2 separate regions of the Homo sapiens genome follow, and region 2 is linked to region 1. A link is a contact called in ENCODE Hi-C or POLR2A ChIA-PET data. All regions are on one chromosome and are shown on one strand. Each heading gives the region's core, a stretch centred on a gene start or an enhancer-like site at or near the end of the contact. The rest is flanking DNA. Distances are from core to core; before and after follow the strand shown. Region 1 holds the start of FAM242C (family with sequence similarity 242 member C). Region 2 holds the start of HOXC5 (homeobox C5).

What was found. Hi-C counts contacts between places; a loop is a spot of excess contacts on that map. ChIA-PET counts read pairs that join two places held with the same protein, here RNA polymerase II (POLR2A). Pooled maps may share reads with other maps.
Region 2: a loop to region 1 is called in a map of mammary epithelial cell, with 9 times the contacts of the local background. The contact joins the promoter of HOXC5 here to the promoter of FAM242C in region 1. A Hi-C loop is called at or near these places in 28 of 168 maps with a recorded cell type or tissue (A673, Caco-2, Calu3 and 20 more), 34 of 37 single-sample maps with no recorded cell type and 25 of 50 pooled maps. POLR2A ChIA-PET finds 5 or more read pairs at or near these places in 9 of 52 experiments (Caco-2, HEK293, HEK293T and 6 more).

What each region holds. Positions count from the first base shown.
Region 1 is chr12:54,123,334-54,130,931 of GRCh38, reverse strand. FAM242C (family with sequence similarity 242 member C) reads left to right here and starts at 4,537. Exons shown (of 3, transcript NR_170197.1): 1 at 4,537-4,605; 2 at 5,119-5,172. It overlaps LINC02381 (long intergenic non-protein coding RNA 2381), which reads right to left and starts at 4,861. Exons shown (of 2, transcript NR_026656.1): 1 at 4,320-4,861. RefSeq lists enhancers at 3,218-3,853, 3,854-4,487.
Region 2 is chr12:54,029,487-54,037,084 of GRCh38, reverse strand. It overlaps HOXC5 (homeobox C5), which reads right to left and starts at 4,035. Exons shown (of 2, transcript NM_018953.4): 1 at 3,509-4,035; 2 at 1,724-2,807. The coding sequence starts at 3,962. The coding sequence ends at 2,593. MIR615 (microRNA 615) reads right to left here and starts at 3,135; the gene lies at 3,040-3,135. It overlaps HOXC6 (homeobox C6), which reads right to left. Exons shown (of 2, transcript NM_004503.4): 2 at 6,262-7,430. The coding sequence ends at 7,123. It also overlaps a transcript of HOXC4 not described here. RefSeq lists a silencer at 2,937-2,996 and enhancers at 3,080-4,231, 4,226-4,520.

The DNA of each region.
Region 1 (7,598 bases), core at 3,288-5,787:
GCCCCATCCCACTTTTGGGAGACAAAGGAATTGGCTCTAAGAAACCTTGTGAATCAACCAGAGCACATGAGCAGGGCATGGGGAGTGCAGGCCCAACAGGCTAAAGATACCTAGCAACCTCAAGTTGATCCTCTCTATAGCTAAATCTAAAGTCACCTTACCAATTAATCTCTTTGTGTGTGTGAATTCAGTGAACTCTACTGCAGACCTAAGGTCCACTTGCCCGGGTAGGGAATGTCTTCCTTCCCTTTCATGTATGAGATCCTTTCTCTGGCTTTTCCAGGATTTGCAAACCTCCTCCCAAGCTCTTTGCAGATGAATCCAACCCCTCCTGGCATGGAGAAACTCCTTGACCTGAAAGGTGGTTTTCTGGGGCAGGGTTGGAGATAAGGATAGCAAAGGAGGAAGATTTTTCTTCTCACCAATGGAAGAAAATGAAGATCTCACTCCCAGCCTCCCATCCTCCCAACCCCTACACCCTCACACTCCCCTCCCACCCTTGCAAAGTGGACTAGGTCTTATCTTCATCCCTGTCTCATTTGCACATACTCAGGCAGGCTAACCAAAACTACAGAAAAACCCTCCAGTGCAAAGGGCTCATTTAACAAATGATCACCGGGCACAGTGGCTTATGCCTGTAATCCCAGCACTTTGGGAGGCTGAGGTGGGCGGATCACTTGAGGTCAGGAGTTCGAGACCAGCCTGGCCAATATGGCGAAACCCCGTCTCCACTTAAAATACAAAAATTAGCTGGCCGTGGTGGCACATGCCTGTAATCCCAGCTACTCAGGAGGCTGAGGCATGAGAATGGCTTGAACCGGCGATGTAAAGGCTGCAGTGAGCTGAGATCGTGCCACTGCATTCCAGCCTGGGCGACAGGGTGAGACTCCATCTAAAAACGAACAAACAAACAAACCAAAAAAACCAACAAACAACAAACAACAACAACAACAACAACAAATGATCAAACAGGCCCAAGCTCACAGAACCAGAGCACCCCCGAGCCCGGAACAAAGCTGCCCGGTCTTCAGACAGCCTCTGCCAGTAGGGTGGGAATGGAGGCACTTGGGGCTGCGGGTGAGAGGATTGAGCCCGGGAGAGGGGCCGCCAGGGTGGGAATCCACAAACAATTCCTGCCTCACTGGCCTCTTGTACTTCATGCACGCCTTTTGGAACCAGATCTGGACCTGCATGTCATACAGCCTCAACGCCATGTGTCCAGCTTGGCGTGCTGTGTCGGGGGCAGGTAGGGCTGCAGGAAGAACTCCAGCTCGCTCAGCTGCTTCGAGAAGAGAAGCCCGTATGCAGGCAGCCAGCCCCTGCCTCTACCTCCCACGGTTCACAGGCAGCCATCACCCAGGTCTGGGCCCTAGAGACGGCGGAGTGGTGGCGGTCAGGGCCTCCGCAGCCCAAGGTGAGGCGGGGAGGGGCCCCAACTGGCCTTTCTGCTCACCCTCCATCTCCTCTTTCCTCCCTGTGCTCCTCAGGAACCGGGATCCCCTTTCTGTTAACCGTTAACCTTAGTTGAGTTCGTGTTTCTCTTTCTCTCTCTCTCTACCCGCCTTCCCCTCACTCCCCTTATTCCTTCTTTATCTCACTGTATCTTCATTTCTCATTTTTCCTTCCTTCTTTTGCTTCATTTCTGCCCTACCTTCACTTTCTCTTTTTCTTCCATTCCTTCCCCTGTCCTTGCTTCTTTCCCTTGTCCCTGTCTTTCCTCCTTTTCTACCTATCTTTCTGTCTCCCTTCCATTTATTTTTTCTCACTTTTACCTCCCTTTCTTTCCCTTCCTTTTTCTTTTACTCTCTAGCTCTCTCCTTTCATTTGCTTTCTGTTTCTCTCCCTATTTTTCTTTTCTTTTCCTTTCTGTCTTTATCTCTAATCTTTTTTCTTCTATTTTCTATTTTAACAGGCCCCAGACTATCTCTAATCTTAAAAACCCAAACAAACCTAGTCCTGCTTCTTCCTTCTGCTCTTTATCAATATTCCTTTCATGTTATCTCTATCCCAGCCACCCTTCCAGAATACCTTTCTGTCTCCAGCATTAGGGCCTTTTCACATCTTTTCCTCTCTCCCAGTTTTTTCTCTTTGCTGTTCTGAATTTTTCCAGTCCTTTATGCTGTTTCCCTAGGCCTTCTTCTTATCTTCCTTTGTTTCTAAATTCCCTCTCAGCAGTAGGCACAAGGCACAAAACTGGCCCCTCCCCAGTAGAGGTTTTTGTCCTGCGTAAGCCCAGCCATCCTTCATGCATTTCTTTCTCAACTCCTGTCAACTTGAGACTCAATCTCAAGGGCCCGGGAATAGAGCTGTTTCCCCCTACTTGAGAAGTCAGGGCTGGGTCCACAGCTCCCTATTACAGGCTTAGGGAAGCCTTGCCAAACTGCTGTCAGTCCATCAATCCTAAGAAGAAAGGGGAAGAGGAGCAAGGAAAGAGAAAAAGAGAGATAGTCCCATAGATCTGTGGGACTGGGTTGGGGGTGGGGGGGTGGGGCGAGGGGTAGTATTGGAGAGGCAGGAGCAAAAAGGACCACATTCATCAAAGGGGGAGTGGGGTAGGCAGAGGACCAGACATCTTCTCTCAGAGCACACAAAGCCCCAGCAGCCTGCAAGAAGACGCCCAAGCTGGCTCCCACGTTTGCTTTGGGACTGGGGATGGATGAGGCCTTCCATTCCAAATCCTCTGAACTGCAGAGGTGTGAAGGGCCACAAGATGTGAGGAAAGAAAAGGGTTTACATTCGTTTTGCGTATCAGTGGATTTCGTGTCTGCCCCTGGACATGTCCTTCTCAAAGGCCCTTTTTTTGGGAGACCAAGCCAAACTCCCTGTTGGCAGTGCCAGCGGAAGCCCTCCTAAACCTCTCAGCTAGGCCAGTCCAACTCCGTCCGGGGCTTGCCAATGAGCAGATGCCGAGCAGGTGCCAGGGCAGGTGCTGGGCCACAGCAGAAAAACTTCAGGAATAGTGAAAACAAAGGCCTGGGCAGATTTGTGGCTTCTGACCCGGCAGGGCCAAGTGGCCTCTGCAGGTGTCTACCCAGGAAGGGCCAGAACACCACATGTTCCACGTAGGAATTTTCTCTCCTAGGATCCAGATCGCTTCCTGGCCCTTTCCAAGGAGTCGGAAGGTGTCCTCTGCCACTTGCCTGGCTCCTCCAGCTGGGTGCTCCCCAGGAGGGGCCCAACCTAAAAACTAAAGGCACAGCGCAGACCCTTGCCGCTTGGCTGGACCTCCCCGCCCAGGAACACCCCGGGCTCCAGGGTACCCCCCAACACCTGCAGCGGCCTCTGCCCTTGTCCACTTCCCCAGGCCACCCCGCAGCTTCTACACCGGCCTGGGCCCGCCCTTCCCCCTTGTCCTGGGCCCCAAGTTCAGCTGTGACCTCTGAACCCACCCTCTGCTCTTGACTGCCCTTTGAAGAACCTCTCCATTCCTTCCTCCTGGGGCATCTCTTGGGTGGGGGAGGAAATCTCAGCCCTGGGAGGAGAGTAGGGGCCTTTTCCTTGCCCTCCTTTGGGAACTGGAGAAGAGCGGGAGATTGTGCTGGAGGCGGGAGGGGGCACTCGCTTGGCTCCATCTCAAGGAAATGGGTCTCTGACTCAAATTGGATTCAGAAAAAAAAAAAAAAGATTTTTGGGAGTTATTCCCTCTCTCAGATCACTCCTAACTTAGAATCAACGTAAGGGCCCAGGACAGCAGGGGACCGCTCTGGGCGGATCCCCCGCCCCGTCCCGGCAGAGTCGGCAACTCGGGCTGGCATTTCCTTCCCTTTCCGCGGGGCGTGTCTGGGGATCTCCAAGCGTCTCTAAGGGCCTGCTGGGGTGAGCGGGTTTGGGACGCGGCTGGGTTTTTCTAGGCTGGTAATCGGTCCCGACTGGGGAATAAGCACACACATCCTTCCTTCAGTACGGGAAGCGGAGCACCCTCTCTCCCACTTTAGCCCTCGAAACCCCAACTCCGCTCCCTTCTCCATCTCCCCTCAAAAAACTTTTCCGAAGTTCCCCCAAGTTGCGTTTGAGGAAAGAAGTCGTCTCCCTCAGACTCTGGGTTTCTCGGCCCCTAACCCTCCCCTCAATCCTCAGTTTCGGAAGCAACCCTCCCCCTCCCCTGCCAGCTACCACCTTAGTCCCTAAACTCGGGGAGGAAAGCTGCTCTGACCCCATGCATCTGACAGAAGCCCAACCCCAGCCCAAATTTCTCCCGGGGGAAGGCAGATTAATATGTCAGCCTGCAGGGGAAACAGGGGTAAGGGGAGGGAGAGACCGGGACGGGGAGAGACAGATTGTTCTCGGGCTGAATCGCACCCGTCCCGGGCCCAGCTTACCTGCTCCGGACAGGCTCATCTAGATTTCCATCCTGCCAAAAGTTTGTCCTTCTCTCAAACGATTCCGGGAGGAGCGCAAACTCGGCTCTTGGGGAGGGCAGGCGGGCCGGGTACCCTTGAAGGCGCAGGCGCCTGATACAGAGCAGGCCCCGGGGAAGCAGGACTCGGGGGCACGGTCGCCAAAGTGGGGACCCGAGCAGCGATCCGGAGGGAGAGCATTCAGGCGCCCGGGCTGGGGGCTACACTGCTGGCGCGGGATGGCCCAGGACAGAGTGGGCGCTATAGCGTGAGTGGCCATCAGGGCCGGGCGGGCCCGGGGAACTGGAGGGAGAGGTCCCTGGGTCCCTGGCGACGTCTCTCGCTTTCTCCAGTTTCTGCCGTGCTGGTGTGCCCCAGCCCACAACATTCCCTCGACCTCTTCTGGGGCGGCGCTCAGGGCCCCCACATGGCGAAAAGGGAGGGTGAAGGGATGAGGCGCCCCTCCCGCCTTAGCCCCTCCTCAGCCCCCACGCCACAGCCCCCCCTTTCTCCCCAGAGCCGAGGGACAGACAGAGAATTGCGACTAGAATTCGATCGATTGGTACGAGGGACCACGTGGCCAGGGGCTGGCCAATGACCAGGCCGCCCGGGATGAGCTAATAATGGAAGCAATTTGTAACTTTCAGTAGCTCTCTAGGCCTGGGTACCGGAGGGAGGGAGGCGGGCAGAGGAGGGGAGATGGGCACCCCCAGTCTTTCCATCCTCCTCATTCGTCTAGGGGCACCCGAATCCCCTATTCCTTATTTCCCCTATCACTCAGGCACTGGCAGGGTCCTTGGCCCACTCCTGTTGGCCGCCGCGGCTCCAAAGCGAGGTAAGCTGGTCCTCTACCCCTCAAACTCTTCACAACCCTCACCCCGTTTACTAGCACCTGCAAACCACAGCCTCCCTTCCTGTCCCATTCGTGAATTTAAATCGGATTTTGTTTTTCCTCTTAGTTGAAAGAAAAAAAATATGTTTGTATTCTTTTGTGTAACCTATCTTGGATTTGGAGAAAATTTTAATTCAAATTAATACACTTATATTGGGGGGGGTGAGTGGTACTTTCTTCCTTTTCAATAAATTTGTATACTTGCTACTTTATGGAGAGTTTACTTTTCTTTGGGGATGAGTTACACCTTATGTTTTCACATGTGTTACTTCTTTAATGATAAGTTCAACTCCTTTCTCCATTCCATCCTCCAATTTTGCTATTTATAAATATCACCTAATAGATTTAGAGTTTATTCATTTTTCTCCTCCCTCACTAGTTTTTCAGCTGTTACAGAATCACCACAATTTATTTTCCTCTGTGTGTGGATGAGGTTTTGCGTTGATTCCTCTTTTTGTTTTGTAAATGAATTTATTGTTTGGGAAACTCTTGGGGGGTGTGTGTGTGTAAAAAAGGTCTTTTGATTAATTCCAACCTCTCCTCTTCTGAAGAACAATTTGCTTGAAATGTTTTGTGTATTTTCCTCGTTTTTATTTGTTTAAATTTGAGGTATTTTACCTTCTTTAAAACCTGGCCTCTTTTTAAAATTTAACCTTTTGCATGTTAAACCATTTTTAAGGTTTTTATTTTATAAACTTCAATGGTTAGTAGATTTACTTGCCTTTCCCTGACCTCCTTCACGCGCCTGCCTCCTCCATCTCAGAACTCCCATCTCCAGCTTCCACAATTCTCAGCTTCCAACGGACTCATCCTCCCCTCTCCTCCCAGCCAAGGAGGGATGCCTGGGAAGTAGACAGTGTCCTTCTTGGGTCAGAACCTATGCTCTGGTTCTAGTTCAGGACACCTCCAGTCTGACCTCCAAGCCGGCAAAACGAGTGAGAGCAGAATTTCTGTTCAACTTTTTCATTTGGGACTAAGTTCTTTACACTTGGCTGTATTCTGGAGAACTCTGATACATGAAATTGAATTTTAAATTCTCATTTTTTCCCTAAATTCTAAGAAAAGTGCAGGCAGATTGTTTTTCTTCCTTAAATGTAAGCTGAACAGCTTAGGGGTCAGCCCCTTGGGTCTTTTACCTCCTGGGGGAGACTTCTCAGAGAGACACACAGTGTTGATTCTTCCTTTTAGTTTTGGTTAAGGTAGAAGGGGCAGGGATTGGGGAAGCCCATATTGATCTCTGGCTCTAGCTCTGAACAAAGAAGGGTAGAGAGCTGGCCTGGGGACTTGTCCCTTTTGTCAGTAAGGTTTGGCTTAGGAGAGAGTTTGAAGTAAATCCCAGCTCTGAGGAAATTCTTCTTTTTAGCATTACTGTGAAAATAAACTATTAAAATGGTGTGACATGGCTTCAAACTATTCAGATTCCTTGAAGTAACAAAAATAAAATTACAAGAGTAATTCGTGTTTCCCAAAGGTCCGCCTCCAGTGACTATCCATTTCTCTCAGGGAAACGGAACCCAACTGGGCAGAAGTAAAACTGCCCCCCTCCCCTTTCAGTTCCCCAGTCACATTGACATTCTGGGCACATTTGGCCCAGCCCCCGTCCCTGTTTCTCCCAAGTATGAATCTAAATTACTATTAATAAGGGGCCGCTCGAAGTTAATTGGCATTAAAAGAATTCATTTCGATTTGTTAATATTAAATGAATGCTCTGCACTTTAGCTCCCTTCTTCGCCCTGGATTCCCAGATGAGTGATGGGAAGAGGGGGCAGGGAAGTAGAATGAGGATTTTATTTCTGGGTCTCCAGCTTAGCCACTGTGGTGCCTCCCCTGGGGGTGTGCGATCAGGCACAGTGGGGGCCTGCTTGGGGAAAGTCTGATGGTCTTTTTTGGTGAAATTCATCTGTTTCAGCAGGAGTTGTGGGGGAGGGTGGGTGGGGAGCAGAGGGAGAGGGACAGAATGGTTTGGGGGACTTTGTGGGGAGCGGAGGGACTAGGGAGAAAGTGGGAAGGGAAAGGGACGGAGGTCAACAGGAGTTTTGGAGAACAAGGGTTGTAGGCTGTCGGGGGTAAAGCAGATTTGTGAAGAACTGGTGATAGGAACTAAACAACCCACCTAGAAGAGGAGGGGCTTCGAGCAGGGGTGGGGAGGTGGGATTTGAGGCAAAACAGCTAGGGGTTCTGAAACTATTAATATCTAGCTGTGTGACTCAGGGCAAGTTGCTTAACTTTTCTCTCTGCCTTAGTTTCTTGACCTGTAAAACAGGGATACTAATAATAGAACTTATCTCAGGGGGTTATTTGGAATTAGAAGAAATACATGCCATGTGTTTTCCACAGTGTTTGGCACATAGAAACTGCCAGTAAATGTT
Region 2 (7,598 bases), core at 2,786-5,285, 93 kb after region 1:
GGCACTCTGTGTCTACCCAAGCCAAAATGAGTCAGACCTTCAGCTCCTCCAGGGAAGGAGAGGCCCAAACCCTGCCGGGAGGAGGCAGTCAGTGCACGGTGGGGCTGGTGTGCCCTGCCTGGCAGCTCTAACCAACATTGCCCCTATCTATGACAAAGCCCTTGGTTTTCCCCTGGGGTGGTGCGCCTGTCCCCTGGGGAGGAAGCACAGGGCCTGGGCAGCCTGGGAGGCTGGAACAGGTGGGTGCGGGTGCCACAGCCTCTTTCTTAGTTAACTGTTACCCACCGGAGACGCCAGTGCTTCTCCACGCTTCACTGCTCACTCAATAGTTTTACTCAGCATGGAGAAAAAATTAAAATAACTCCCTGAAGAAAATTACACATTTTATTTCAGAGAGAGAGAGAGAGAGCACTGGTCTGGGTTAACTGCTGTGTGCAAGTTGAGGAGAGACAACAGGCGCCCTAACCTGGCCTGAGTGCAGTGCGAAGGGGAAGGGTGGTAGTTGTGGGCACTGTTCAATAAGCATTTGTTGAGACTGCCTATGTGCCAAGCATGGGGTGAGGAAAGGCTCTTGGGTCTTTTAAAAAATGACTGATGGGTAGCTTAGGCAGTGGGATGCAGCGAAGTTAGTCCTTATAATAAATCCAAGGAGCATCAGCATTAATAATCATAAATATTCCCCTGCCCCTCCCCAGAGCCCCTCTGCTCCCCTTTCTTCTTGGCTGCTGGTGCAATCCCTTAGCCAAGCTCCAGACCCTCACCCCACCAGTGTGGGGGGCCTAGGCTTGGCTCCAGGAAATCACCCTGTTGTGGGAGGTGGGAGAGGAAATGCAGTAAAGTTTTATGGACCCTTCCCACATTTGTTTCTACTGTAAAGTGCTTCCTCCCCCAGCCCATCCCAGGAGCCTGGAGAAGGACCTGATCCTCAGACACTACCTGAATTATCTGCCTCCTCCCACCCCCACTTTTAACCCATCCTCCCCTCCACACAAAATCCCAGAGACTGAGATAAATGATGGCAGACAGACGTGACTCCAGCACTGGTCTATGCAGCTCCTTTCCCAGTTAATTGTCCTGCATAGCCCGAGGCCCTAGAAGGTGGTGGAAACAGTCTGAACATTTCCTGCCAGGCTGATACACACTGCAGATTGTCCTCCCTGCTCCCTCTTCCCCAGTATCTTAGATACTGAGGCACACCTCCTCCAACTCTCCCAACACCCCCTTACCAAGCAATACCACCTCCCTCTAGAGGCCCTTATGAGACCAAATGGGTCCCTAGAGTGAGGGCTCAGCCCTCCCTCTATGTCCAGCAAGGCCTCTCAGGGACCACCTAGGCCCAGGAAAGATCTTCAGAGGCCCAGAAGGTCCTAAGGCTGAGCACGGTGGAGCCACTGGTTCCTGCACCGCAGCTTTGGCACACAGTGGGGGCTGCTGCCAGTCCAGAGGCCTCCTGGAGTGCAGAGGCGTGAAGGCCTTGGACAGCCACAGCATGGGAAAAGCCAGTACTCGAGGCCTAGGTGCCCTTCTCTTCCCCCAGAGGCTCTTGTTGCAGCCAAGGAACAGGAAAGGAGCTCAATTTCACCTCCCTCTACTCACTGCCCCTAGAAGCTAGAAAATTTTTTAAAGGGGTGGCTTAAAGTTTGTGGGTCTCCTTCTACATCTCACAGCCCATTTAGACAATTTTACCCAATACATGCCCCAAACAGACAGGAGCCACTGCATCTTTAGTCCTGTTCTCTCTTTATTTGATATGACAAAATATAGTTTCAGGAAGGACCCAGAGTCAATAAATAGTTGGACAACAGCAATGGGTCAGGAGGGCACAGAAATTCGTGGCAGGGACTATGGGACAGCAAAGGGCCTCTAGGACCACTTGCTGGGGTCCAGTGCCAGGAAACCCCACTAGTTGAGCTAGCTAGCAGGCTGGGGCTGCCGGCCTGAGAGGGCATGCAGCAGGCGCAGGCTGGGGAGGTTCCCGGGTTTTGGGGGGAAGAGGTTGTGGAGATAAGGTTTGGAAAGCATAGAGCAACTGTGGGGGCCCTAGGCCGATGCTCTCCTTTCATATGCAAATCATTCATAAGTGAAAATCTAGTTTAGTCGCTACAAGGAAGCACCCCGAGTCTAGGGCCAGACTCTCGCCAGCCTTTGGCTGTCTAACCCGTCCAGCCGGGAACAAAGGAGAGGGCGAGGTTAGAGGGTCCGGCGAGGGTCCTGTGGCGCGGGCCGGGCCCACCTTAACTCGGGAGGGCCGCGCTGAGGCTGGGAGCCGGAGATACGGCCCAGGCCAAGGTTCGTTCTGCGCCAGCCTGTACGCCGCAGCCCTCCGGGGAAGTCCTGCGGAGCTTGCCCTGGGCCCCGGGTACCGAGCTGAGCCGAGCTGAGGGGAGATGGGGCAGCGCCGACAGCCCCGCGGGAACCCTGGGTCGGTAGGGATGCGGAATGCCAAGGAAAAGCGCTTTTGTCTGTGGGGCCCGGGAGCCCAGTGCTCCAGCACCTGCCCCCGACCCGAAATATAGAGAGGAAAGGCGAAAAGGAAAGGCGCAGGGACAGGAACCGGCTAGGGGCGCGCTCTGCGGGCCTCCCCCGCTGCCTCTAAAGAGCCTCTTTGCTTTTCATTTTGGAATCTTTCTTCCACTTCATCCTGCGGTTCTGGAACCAGATCTTGATCTGTCTCTCATTGAGACACAAGTTGTTGGCGATCTCTATGCGCCTGCGGCGAGTGAGGTAGCGGTTAAAGTGGAATTCTTTCTCGAGTTCCAGAGTCTGGTAGCGCGTGTAACTGGTTCGGGACCGCTTGCCGTCCGTCTCTGGAACATAAACCCCACCCCAAGCCAGGAAGGGGTGAATAGCTTGCAGCGTTCCCCCGTCCCCACCCCAGCCCAGGCCCCCACCCGCGGCCGGAGGGAGAGGAGGCGAGAGCCGCAAGACAGGCCACGCGGGCCGCAGGCGGGCCAGCCCAGCCCAGCCCCGGGAGAGGCGCCTCCGCCCAGGCAGGAAACTTTCCACCGCAGCCTTCACTCTGCAGCCGGAGGGGCTGAGGGGGGGTTGGGGGGAAGAGGGAGACCCAGGCTCGGACCGAACAATAAGCACCCTCGAGATCCGAGCACCGGGGACCCCCCTCCCGCCCCTCCCGAGTCGCTGGAATCCTCCGGAGCCGCAAGCGCCGGCGGAGCCGGCTCCGCAGGGGAGGGAGGGAGGGAGCCGCGGGGGGATCCCCGCTCTGGAGCCCCGCGCTCCTCACCCTTCAGATCCCTCTATTTTTTTAACTCCCTCCCTCTCCCCCAAAAATTGAATATTGCCTTTTATACACGTTTTGTTCCTATGATCCAATTATGTCGTCGTAAATTTGGGCGCACACAGCCTCTAAGCCTTTTAGTGGACAGTTTTACGAGCCATTGATGCCTGGATCGTAAAATTTATGGCCGCAGGTTTTTTTTCTTTATTTGCCCCGCATGGCCTATAAAACCCAGGCGGACCCGAGAGCGCAAAATGAAGTCCTAAAGTTTACCGTGGCTCATGTGCAGTTTGGTCATCCACGGGTAAATCTGTGGCGGGGCCGGTGGCTGGCTCAGTCCGGCGGGCTGCCCTGTCTGCGCCTGCTCCTCTTTGATCTCCCCACTGCTCTTAGCTCGCTCCTCCAGCGCCGGGCGAGCCGCCTTCTGACTGTACATCCCGGGGTTCAGAGGAGCCGCTTCGTCTCTGCCCGGAGCGTGTCCCGGAGCGGCCGCGGCGCTGCAGGCGGGGCGGTCGGGGTGAGCCCGGGGGTTGGCAGCCATGTCTACCCCGTGGAGAGAGTTGGAAGGCGCAGGCGGTGGGAAAGTGATGCTTAAGTCCAATCCGCCGTAGCAGTACCTGGATGCCTGCACCTCTGAGGCCGATCCATAGTTCCCACAAGTTTGCATGTTATAGGCAGGGATATTGGGGCTCTGCTTATAGAATGAATTGGCTACGTAGGAGCTCATGGCGGGGAGGGCCCAAAAAAATTTCTGCACCCTTTTTGATTAAGGGTGATTTGTGACTCTTTGAAGTTGAGGGGTTTTTTGTTCTCCAAAGTGGACAATTTATAGGTGGAGATATCTCTTTCTTTATCCTATGCGCTCTTCCCAAATAAGGGAGCCTTAAATAGAGTCACGTGACTCGAGCGGCCACTCATAAATTTGGCTTGATGACCTCCGGGAGGTTAGTGATGGAAGCCGGCGAAAAGCATCTCGATATGTTGGCAAAGCCCAACCAAGGGGGAGAGGGAGTGAGAGAGAGAAAGAGGGAAGGGGGAGGGAAAAAAAAAAAAAGGTTCTTGGAATTGGGGGTAGCCGGGACAACAAGCCCACAGCGACACCTGGTGCCTATGTGGGGGAATTGCATCCTGGAGCGCCAGCTTGCTTTCCGGTGGCTGGATTTCCTACACTGTGAAGGAGAAGCTGGTTGTTGGGGCAACCCCTGAGCTAGCCTTTTAAATTCTATTTAAAATTGGGAAAAGACGAGGCCCCACTTATAACGCACAGAGTGCTTTTTGTAATGAAAGTCCCGTTCTCCCAACCTCCAGGGTCTTCCAATCTTCAAAAATGGCTGAGGAAAGGGGATTAAGTTAGGTAAGGTGGCCTATGCCCAGGCTGGAGAACCAATGGGGTTTAACTTAGGTTCCCTAAACCAAAGGTAGAAGTCCCTTGCCTCTCAGGCCCTAAGGCTCCACTACTGCTGAAGAGGTGCCTATCAGCAAGAGAAAGTAGAATTAGCTTCTGAAGAGGTAGACAGGACGCCCAGGAGGAGGGATCCTGAGTGGTCAGAACAAGATAGGGGGGTCATGAAGCTGAGGGTGTTGCAGGCTGTTTGGGATGGATCTGGAGGTGAGGAGCCAGGTGGAGTTGGCTAGACCTCACCATGCTAGGGTCCCCAGAGTGGCAACAAGGCAATTTTCAAGTGTGTGTGTGGACACGGACAGAGCCAGACAATGGTCTAGAGGACTGCTCTGTTTCCCTGTGTGCGATCCTTATGTGGTACCTATGCCAGAGGTTTTAGACAGAAAATAGATGTTAATTGAGGACATGGAGAAGCAAGATTGAAGCCTCCACAAATATTACGTGAGCATGGCAGAGGAAAAGGCCCGTTATGTGCCCTTTGGGGAAAAGGTCTCTGGGCTAGGCTTTCCAGGGACCTGAATCCATAAGGTTCACAAGAGAGCAATTTCTGAGCTACCAAGAGGAATGGGGCGGACCTGGGGGGTGGGCAGGGCAGGCGCCTGGGTAGCCTTCGCAGGGTATCTGCAGCCATTCGGCCCCATCCTCTTCCCCCGTAGCCCCAAGTCTCATACTTCCCTGCCTGCTTCTTCCCAGGAAATCTCCGCCCCGCCAGGAGAAGGCCCCCTCCTCACTGGTGGAGGCACTGGAGGCGAGGGTGGGGGCGCTGGAGGGAATCTGAAGGGCCCGGAAAACTCTGGCGGATTTTTTCCCTCCGGAGACCCTCCTCAACACCTCTCCCTGTAGGCCCACTCAGGTTTCTCTGGCCAGGCTTGGAGAGAGAAGGCCAGGGTTGATAAATGGTTAGGGTCCGGCTGCGCTCCTCACCCGCCTCTTCACCCGTTTGAGGAGAGAAAAGTAAGGAACCAGCCCGGCTGGAGCTGTAATGAAGAAGGAATTTTGTCCCGGCCACGTCAGGAGTACCAGAGCAGGCGAGAGCTCAGTTTCCAGGCTTTCTCTCTCGAGATGTCCTTGAATCGCTCAATCCCTGCCGACAGGGCTCCAGTCCCGCGGTCTTCTCTTTCCCTCCGCTCTCCGCCTCCGCTACGTTTCGCAACAGCCAGCTTGGCGCGGGCCTGGGGCTTGCTCTCACGGCGCCCCCCGCCTCCAACTCCCGGGAGTGGGTGGAGGAGACCCTGGTGCCTGGATAGTGCTTCTTTACTGGTCTTTCGGGGCGCCTCAGGGTTCGGACGCCGAGGACACCGGCTGCCACAGGCAGGAAGAAAGGCCTGCGTGGGGTTGGTGCCCAAACCGACTGATCCCAGCTCCCCCCGCAACAAAATCCTACGCGGCTTTTTCCCGCAGGGTGTGTGTGTTGCTCCGCGCAGGGAGCCCAGAGAGGCCTCCCAGCCCCTCAGTGCGATCGCGAGAACGAACAGAAGGCCGGGGCCGGGCGCCTGGGCTCCGGGGAAGGCGAGTGCAGAGGGCTGGGGGCTTGCAGGGGGCCGGCAGGCGCGGGAGCGCTTGGAGCCTGCTCCAGCTCTCACCCTGAGGCCGGCGGGCGAGCGAATTAACAGAATTCCCGGTATAAAGTTTTAAAAATAATATCAGTTTTATTAAATATTCGAGAACGGACCCAGAGGTTGGATTTATACAGGAGGGTAACACGAAGGGATTTATTTATTTATTTATTTTCTCCTACTGGCTAAACAAACGTCATTCACTTTTTTTCTCTCTTTTTGTAATTTTCCCTCTTTTTTTTCCTTTTTTGAAATTGGATAGGAACACTGACGGTGCTAAACATAAATATAAATACAGAGACCACAAATACAGCTAAAAATCTTCACACAGAAACGGTCACAGTTTGTAAAATGCCATAATGACCCCCAGGATTCTTTAAATACAATTTGCCTGGGCTGGGCATTTGCTGGGGCAGAGGGGCTAGGCAGGGACTGCGGGGAGGCCCTGGGGGTTGGTGTGGGGCCAAGGCGCGCCCTCCTTGGGCCTCCGGCCCTCCCCGGCTGCCAGGCCGGGCCCTGAGGCCCTGGAGCAGAGGCCCCAGCAGGCCCAGGAGCCGGCTCTCTGCACGGGGGGCGGGGGTGGGGGCGTCGAAGGAGTGGGGGAGCCAAGTCCTCACTTGGAGGGCAATCTGTAGAGTCTGAGTTCAGGGTCCGAGCCCCCAAGGCCTGGACGGGGAAAAGGGCCTGTAGACAAGCCGAGAACGAGCTAGCAAGGGAGCGAGGAGGAGGAGGCGCGTGGTGAAAGAGAGTTGTGCGGTGAGGGAGGGGGTCCAGAGCTGACTTTCAGGTCCACGTTTGACTCCCTAATTTTGTTTTAGGGAATCAAAACACATCAATTGTGCCAGTGATAAATACAGAGTGTGTGATTAGGGGAGAGTTGGTGGGGAGCGAGGGAGAAAGGGAGAGAGGGGTGGCAGGGACAGTCCTGGTCACTCTTTCTGCTTCTCCTCTTCTGTCTCTTCCCGCTTTTCCTCTTTTCCGCCCAGGCTGTCGGCGGTGGCCCCTCCGCCGCCCCCCGAGAGAGTGGATGTGAGATTAGATTCTTTTTTCCACTTCATCCGGCGGTTCTGGAACCAGATTTTGATCTGTCGCTCGGTCAGGCAAAGCGCGTTGGCGATCTCGATGCGCCGGCGCCGCGTTAGGTAGCGATTGAAGTGAAATTCCTTCTCCAGTTCCAGGGTCTGGTACCGCGAGTAGATCTGGCGGCCGCGCCTCCGGTCCGCTCCGTAGCCGACCCCTAAAGATCCGGGCACAAAACACACTAAAAGCAATCAGCAAAGCGTCCTCTGCAGACTGTTTCGCCTAGCAAAGTCCTGACCCTCCCAACCTGGCCAGCAGCTCACAGCCTCCTTAGGGCTCTAGCCTTCTCCCTTTTGCCTTGCCCCACCCCCACTGGGGGTACAGC